Regions from separate parts of the Homo sapiens genome. Here region 1 is linked to region 2. Evidence: chromatin contacts called from ENCODE Hi-C data. All regions are on one chromosome and are shown on one strand. The core of a region is the stretch at or near the end of the contact, and the rest is flanking DNA. Distances in the headings are between cores, read along the strand shown.

Region 1 (3,911 bases), core at 15-2,514, 2.4 Mb after region 2:
GCTGCTACAGCGGGCAGCTGCCGGGGGCTTGGCCATGCTTACCTCCATGCGGCCCACGCTCTGCAGCCGCATTCCCCAAGTGGTCAGTGCCTCTTCTCAGTGGGGGAGGAGGGACGGACCAGGAACTCCCAGCAGCAGCTGAAGGGGGCAGTCCTAGGGTGTGTGGGTGTGTCCCTTGCCAAGGTTGAGCCTGTTGCCCAGGGGTCATATCTACCCTGTTTTTCTCACAGACCACACACTGGCTGGAGATCCTGCAGGCCCTGCTTCTGAGCTCCAACCAGGAGCTGCAGCACCGGGGTGCTGTGGTGGTGCTGAACATGGTGGAGGCCTCGAGGGAGATTGCCAGCACCCTGATGGAGAGTGAGATGATGGAGATCTTGTCAGTGCTAGCTAAGGGTGACCACAGCCCTGTCACAAGGGCTGCTGCAGCCTGCCTGGACAAAGCAGTGGAATATGGGCTTATCCAACCCAACCAAGATGGAGAGTGAGGGGGTTGTCCCTGGGCCCAAGGCTCATGCACACGCTACCTATTGTGGCACGGAGAGTAAGGACGGAAGCAGCTTTGGCTGGTGGTGGCTGGCATGCCCAATACTCTTGCCCATCCTCGCTTGCTGCCCTAGGATGTCCTCTGTTCTGAGTCAGCGGCCACGTTCAGTCACACAGCCCTGCTTGGCCAGCACTGCCTGCAGCCTCACTCAGAGGGGCCCTTTTTCTGTACTACTGTAGTCAGCTGGGAATGGGGAAGGTGCATCCCAACACAGCCTGTGGATCCTGGGGCATCTGGAAGGGCGCACACATCAGCAGCCTCACCAGCTGTGAGCCTGCTATCAGGCCTGCCCCTCCAATAAAAGTGTGTAGAACTCCACTGTGTGCCCTGTCCTTGGGCAGGGAGGGCTGCTGTGAGTGGGAGTCTCTGAGTGGGTGAGTGTGGGTGAGTATGGGTGTGAGCTGGGCGTGGGTGAGTGTGCAACGGAGCTTCACAGTGGCAGACCCACCTCCATGGAAGGAATCCAATGGATTCCCCAACCAGGGCCCACTGAGTTGCTTCTTAATCCTACTGGAGGGACAAAGGGTAAGCCTAGGAAGCTAATCAATAAGAAACTCACCAGGTGCGGTGCCTCAAGCTTGTAATCCCAGCGCTTTGGGAGGCTGAGGCAGGTGGATCACTTGAAGTCAGGGGTTCGAGACCAGCCTGGGCAACAAGCAAAACTCTTTCTCTATAAAAATACCAAAAAAAAAAAAAAAAAAAAAAAAAGAGCAGAGTGTGGCGGCATGCACCTGTAATCCCAGCTACTCGGTAGGCGAAGGTTGCAGTGAGCCCAGAGCGCAGCCTCCCAAAGTGTCGCCTGGGCGACACAGCGAGACCCTATCTCAAAAAATATTAAACTATCCCAAGAAATAAGTCGTTTAGGGTAGAGACTCCCATATGCTGGGCCTTCAGTACGTTTGTCTTTATATTGGGAGTCCTCTGTGGCCTCCGCTGAGGGCGCTGGGGCGGGGGTTGGGGTTGGTGGCCAGCTGAGCCTGGTTGAAGGGCGGCTTGGGCCCCGCCCACCACCCCAGCACGTTCGAGGAGGGCTAAGCCCAGCGTGAGGCTCGTTGGCTCGACAGAGGCACGTGACGGGTCCTGAGCCAATCCGTGGAAGGTAAAAGCTGCTTCCTGTTGGGGCATGAGTCCGGCGCGTGTCGGGTTTTGAGCTGCCGCGGTCCCGGGACTGAGGTGGGTGGCGGGGTCCGCCCGTCTTGGGCGTCACTCCTCGCCAAACCTTTAGCTCAAGTCTTAATGAATGTCCTCTCTGTGGTTCTAATCCGAGCTCCAGCCCCACGGGTTCCTGCAGGGGCGGGACCACCTGGCCCAACCTCTGCCTTGGTCCAACGCCCCCGGTTTCCTCCAGGGCCTTGGTCCAACGCCCCTCGGAGGTTTCAGCCCATTTCACAGACCGGGCCGCAGGGCCCCGGCGTAGGCCTCGGGACCGGAGAGGCCCTCAAGGGGAGTTGAACAGGGCTGCGGCCGCCGCGCCCCGGGCGGCGACGTCACCGCCCTTGCTGGTGATTGGCCGCCTCGCGCCGCGCGCCCTTCAAACCTTTTCTCCCCGTGGCTGTCGGCGCCCGCTGGGCGGGAGGCCTTTCCGGAGGCGGCCGCTCTGCGCCTCGGCGTTTCCTCCAAGGCTGCCCACCAGAAGGACCTGCCCGAGAGGGTAGAGGGCATAGGGTCAAGATCAAGGTCAGAGGCCCCCTTGGGTTGGGAGAGGACACGGAAGGGGTTAGGAGCCCAGGAACTGGGGTCTCAGGAGAGACCCAGGATCTGACTTAAGAGGCCTGAAAATGCCCATGCAATTCTGCTTCAGCCCGGGTGCAGCGGCTCACGCCTGTAATCCCAACGCTTTGGGAGGCCGAGGCGGGCGGATCACTCGAGCCCAGGAATTTGAGACCAGCCTGGGCAGCATAGCGAGACCCCTGTCTCTATTATATTAAAAAAAAAAAAAAACAAACCCGCTCCAGCCGAATCTGCTTGAAGTTGGCGTTGCTGTTGTAACCACCAGACTGTTTGTCTCCCCATTTAACGGTTAGCTCCTTGGGAGCAGACAGCTGTCCTCACTGGCAGAGGAGGAGCGCTCAGTAAATGCTCGCTGGACGAATAAATGGCTAGATAAGGTACAGTTGAAATTCTGTCTGTATAAGTTTCTCAAAACCAGTAAGATGTCCAGGGATAATTTTTTTGTCAACACTAAATACTGGATTCAGTAAGCTAATACTGTGTGTTTATCATGGCATGTACTCGCACCAAACCCTTTATTTGCATTTATTACAATTCTGTGAGGAAGGTTCAAACAGCACCGCCCCCACCTCCCTTTGTAAACTGAAGAAACGCAGTTGGACTCAGGTGGATTGGCTGCGGTCCCAAGGCCCCGCTGAGTTGCAGAGGCACTGCCTCCCAAACGCTCTTCTGCGTTCCGCTGTGGGGAGAGGGGCAGAGCACTGTGTGTGGAGTTGGTGGGACCTGATTTCAGCGCTCTGCCCCTCTCTGTCTGGCTGTATGAGTGTGTAAGGGTTACTTTGTCTCAGAATCTCCTCTGTAAAACGACCATTTTGGTTCCCAAGATTACATGGGATAAAGTGCCAGATGCTGGGAAGCTGCGGGACGGGGTGGGGGTGTCGGGGGCGCTCGGATCCTAGTCCAATGCCTAAAGGACAGGCCACTTCGTACCCACTTTGTGGCACGCTGAGCTTGAGCCAAAAGGGAGGACAGGGAAAGTGCCTCTAAATATTTGAGCATCTTTGTAAATCCGGTAGGGCATTAGTCAGGGCGCCTGCTCAGCGAACCTTCGTGGCACGGACTCTGCCTTTGTGGTCGGGAGAATGATAGTTTCTCCATTTTACAGATAAGGCAGCTCCAGCCCCTGGAAGGCCAGAGACTTGCCAGTGTCCCACTAGCGGGCTCTTCGCAAGAATCCCCCCGGGCCCGCCGCAGCCAGGCGGCGGCCGGCAGAGGGCGCTGCTCGGGCATGGCGGAGGAGCGGCCGGGGGCCTGGTTCGGCTTCGGTTTCTGCGGCTTCGGGCAGGAGCTGGGCTCCGGACGCGGGCGCCAGGTGCACAGCCCCAGTCCGCTGCGGGCGGGCGTCGACATCTGCCGCGTGAGCGCGAGCTGGAGCTACACCGCTTTCGTGACCCGTGAGCACTCCCCGCCCCGTCCCCACTTATTCCAGCCGCGCTCCCCAGTCGCCTCCCCGCACCGCTGTGGCCAGTCCAGTTTGTCTCCCCCGTTCAGGCCGCCAGCCCCACATTCTGGGTTGGTCCCCAATTCGACCCCTTCCCAGGAACACCCCGCTCCCCCCATCCCCGCCGCCTCCATTCTGGCCACCCTGCTCCAATCCGCCCCGCAGGTGGAGGCCGCTTGGAGCTGTCGGGCT
Region 2 (4,036 bases), core at 1,136-3,635:
AAATTGGGTAAGTCTCCTTCCTTTAGCCCTACTTAGAGTAAGGTGCACCCTTTATCAGGCTAGGTTCTCACCTTTTAAAATCATGTATGGGAGGGCGCCGCCTATCTTGCTTAAGCTAAGAGATGCCCAACTGGCAGAAATATCACAAGCTAATTTATTACAGTACCTACAATCTCCCCAACAGGTACAAGATATCACCCTGCCACTTGTTCAAGGAAACCATCCCAATCCAATTCCTAACCAGACGGGGTCCTGCCATTCGTTCCAGCCAGGAGAACTAGTGTTTGTTAAAAAGTTTCAGAAACAAGGACTCACTCCTGCTTTGAAAAGACTTCACACCGTCATCCTCACGCCAATGGCTCTGAAGGTGGATGGCATTCCTGCTTAGATTCATCACTCCTGCATCAAAAAGGCCAACAGAGCCCTACTAAAAACAGGGGTCCCCAGGCCTCGGTCAGGCCCCTTCTAAAACTGTGCCTAAGTCAGGACGTGTATTTGCAAACACCACTTGGAGGGCCGGTACCTCTAAGGAAGTCTCCTTTGCAGTTGATTTTATGTATACTGTTCCCAAAGCCAGCCTGTACCCACGAAGAGCAACACAATCTGCTTGTCCCAAAAGCAGGAAGTGTCGACCTTGTAGCAGGATTTGGGTGCTCTGGGAGCCAAACTGGATGTGTGGAAGTGCCAAAGGTGCAGAAAAAGAACTCCAAAATGTTGACTTTTACCTCTGTCCTGGGAATCACCCTGACGCTAGCTGTCGAGATACTTATCAGTTTTTCTGCCCTGATTGGACATGTGTAAACTTAGCCACCTACTCTGGGGGATCAACCAGATCTTCATTCGGTAACTCGTGCTTCTCATCCTAAATTATGTACTAAAAAAAAAATTGTAATCCTCTTACAATAATATTACGGCATGTCATGGAAATTAACATTTTATATTCCAGGATTTGATGTTGGGACTATGTTCACCATCCAAAATAAATAAATAAATAATAGAAATAAAAATCCTGGTCTCATGGAGCCCACCCAAGCCAATCGGGCCTTTAACTGCTCTAGGTGACCCTATGTTCCAGAAACCCCCTGACAAAGTTGATTTAACTGTTCCTCCACCATTCTTAGTCATAAAAGATACCCTCCAAAAAGTTCGAGAATATCTAGATAGGCAACAACAGGAACGAGAAAATAACATCCCCTGGTATCAAAACATGTTCCACTGGAACCCCTGGCTAACTACTTTAATCACTGGGTTAGCTGGACCTCTCCTCATCATACTATTAAGTTTAATTTTTAGGCCTTGTATATTAAATTGGTTTCTTAATTTTGTAAAACAATGCATAGCTTCTGTCAAACTTATGTATCTTAAGACTCCCCTTGTTAAAACTGAGGAATCAATGATTTGATTCCCCAAAAACACAAGTGGGGAATGTAATGCCCAACCTGGTTTTTACTAACTCTGTTTTTAGACTCTCCCTTAGCTAAGAGAGCCAGACAGACTCCATCTTGGCTCTTTCACTGGCAGCCCCTTCCTCAAGGACTTAACTTGTGCAAGCTGACTCCCAGCACATCCAAGAATGCAATTAACTGATAAGATACTGTGGCAAGCTATATCCACAGTCCCCAAGAATTCATCTGATTGATAACACCCAAAGCCCCACGTCTATCACCTTGTAATAGTCATAAAGCCCCTGCACCTGGAACTGTTTACTTTCCTGTAACCATTTATCCTTTTAACTTTTTGACTACCTAACTTCTGTAAAATTGTTTTAACTAGACCCCCCCTCCCCTTCCTAAACCAAGGTATAAAAGTTAATCAAGCCCCTTCCTCAGGGCCGAGAGAATTTTGAGCGTTAGCGGTCTCTCGGTCACCGGCTAATAAAGGACTCTTAATTCGTCTCAAAGTGTGGCGTTTTCTCTAACACCCCTGGGTACAACACACTAACTCACTGTGTGGTACTAAGTCCTTTACCCTTGCTGGGTCTCAGTTTCCCTATGGGAGAAGGTGCACATGTCCCTCAATTCCTTGCGACGGCCTCTAAACCAGAAGGGGATGCCAAGGGGCGGGCACACATACCCAAAAGGGCGCCCCCGGAAAGAAAAGCCTGGGGCGGGGCCTCAAAGGGAAGAGAATGCTGAGGGAGGGCGGGGGCCGCGGGGCCTCTGGGCATCAGCGTCATGCAGGGAGGAGCCTGCCGGGGAGGGTCTGACGGGCTTGGAGGCTGGGCCAAAAATGGTAAGTCCTCACCTGTCTGGTCCGGGCTCAAAGAGCCAGGGCGAGGGATGCCCCAGCCTGTTCTGTGCGCGCCTCCCCCTGCCCCGCCCCCGCCATGCCCCAGGACTCCTGCACCCGCGGCTGCACGTTCCCGTTTCCGCCAGCCACCGGAACTGCGGCCCAGCAAAAAGGGAAGTAGGGGAGAGCACGGCACTGTTCAGCCAACACTAAGAGACAGGTACAGCGCACCCTTGTGCCCGGAGGAAGGATCGAAGCCGTAGAGGCTCCATGGCTCCGAAGGAAAAATTAAAATGGCACCTAACCTGGCAATCTCTGTGAGTCCCAATGGCAGTGTCTCTGCACCTGCTGGGCACATTTGAAAAAATATGAATAGAATTAATTTTTCACCTATTGATTAGATGCTGAGAAACTTCCTACTCTGTTATCTTCTAGATGGCGAGCACCTTGAAGACTGAGATTGTATTGATCATCTCTGACTAACAGGGAATTTGCCTTGCTAGTTTTAAGATGGAGTTGATTTTAAAATGATGTCACTCTGGCTCTCGTAGGCTCCTGCTTCCCTAACAAAAAGACCTTCAACATCATTAATTATCAGAGAAATGCAAATCAAAACAATGAGATACTACTTCATACCCCTTAGGATGGCTATAATATCTTTAAAAGGAAGATATCACATACTGGTGAGGAGGTGGAGAAATCAAAAGCCTCATACACTGCTGCTGGGATGGGTGCAGTCACTTTCATGGGCGTCCGTGTGAAGAGACCACCAAACAGGCTTTGTGTGAGCAATAAAGCTGTTTATTTCACCTGGGTGCAGGTGGGCTGAGTCCGAAAAGAGAGTCAGCGAAGGGAGATAAGGGTGGGGCTGTTTTATAGGATTTGGGTAGGTAAAGGAAAATTACAGTCAAAGGGGGCTTGTTCTCTCACGGGCAGGAGTGGGGGTCGCAAGGTGCTCAGTGGGGGTGCTTTTTGAGCCAGAATGAGCTAGGAAAAGGACTTTTACAAGGTAATGTCATCACTTAAGGCAAGGACCGGTCATTTACACTTCTTTTGTGGTGGAATGTCATCAGTTAAGGTGGGGCAGGGCATACTCACTTCTTTTGTGATTCTTCACTTATTTCAGGCCATCTGGGCTTATATGTGCAAGTCACAAGGGATGCGATGGCTTGGCTTGGGCTCAAAGGCCTGACATTCCTGCCTTCTTATATTAATAAGAAAAATAAAAATAGTGTTGAAGTGTTGGGGCGGCAAAAATTTTTGGGGGGTGGTATGGAGAGAGAATGAGCGATGTTTCTCAGGGCTGCCTCAAGCGGGATTAGGGGTGGCGTGGGAACCTAGAGTGGGAGAGATTAAGCTGAAGGGAGGTCTTGTGGTAAGGGGTGATATTGTGGGGATGTTAGAAGAAACATTTGTCATATAGAATGATTGGTGATGGCCTGGATATGGTTTTGGATGAATTGAGAAACCAAATGGAATAACAAAAGGAGAAAAACAGGTATAAAAGGTCTAAGAATTGGGATGACTCAGGATATCTGATTAGAGAGTGCCTAAGGAGATTCAGCATAGTCCTGCCAGCAAAGATTATTTATTTACTTCAAGAGTTAAGAGTGGCAGTTTGTGGATAGCACCTGGAGATATCAGCTGTGATGGCTTAGAAAAACAATGTAAACAAGAGCAGGGCAGTGTAAACAAGAGCAGGGCATGTATGAGTAGTTGAGAACGGTGAATAGGAGTATGACTAGACAGAAGATAGCAGGGATGACAAGTTTTTTTGGGGCACAGTCTAAGTTGGTCTGGTGTCTGG

Evidence for each region. Hi-C counts contacts between places; a loop is a spot of excess contacts on that map. Pooled maps may share reads with other maps.
Region 1: a map of CD8-positive, alpha-beta T cell shows a loop between it and region 2 (9-fold over the local background). The contact joins the promoter of RCCD1-AS1 here to the promoter of DET1 in region 2. A Hi-C loop is called at or near these places in 2 of 168 maps with a recorded cell type or tissue (CD8-positive, alpha-beta T cell and naive thymus-derived CD4-positive, alpha-beta T cell) and 5 of 50 pooled maps.

What each region holds. Positions count from the first base shown.
Region 1 is chr15:90,953,229-90,957,139 of GRCh38, forward strand. RCCD1-AS1 (RCCD1 and UNC45A antisense RNA 1) reads right to left here and starts at 1,265. Exons shown (of 2, transcript NR_170325.1): 1 at 1,107-1,265. It overlaps UNC45A (unc-45 myosin chaperone A), which reads left to right. Exons shown (of 20, transcript NM_018671.5): 19 at 1-82; 20 at 231-865. The coding sequence ends at 488. RCCD1 (RCC1 domain containing 1) reads left to right here and starts at 1,656. Exons shown (of 8, transcript NM_001017919.2): 1 at 1,656-1,720; 2 at 3,384-3,672; 3 at 3,885-3,911. The coding sequence starts at 3,507. RefSeq lists enhancers at 13-513, 1,338-1,892, 1,693-1,802 and silencers at 2,023-2,152, 3,383-3,612, 3,733-3,782.
Region 2 is chr15:88,544,296-88,548,331 of GRCh38, forward strand. DET1 (DET1 partner of COP1 E3 ubiquitin ligase) reads right to left here and starts at 2,386. Exons shown (of 5, transcript NM_001144074.3): 1 at 2,245-2,386. LOC124903547 (a long non-coding RNA gene) reads left to right here and starts at 2,290. Exons shown (of 2, transcript XR_007064748.1): 1 at 2,290-2,546; 2 at 2,665-3,038. RefSeq lists a silencer at 2,190-2,549 and an enhancer at 3,116-3,990.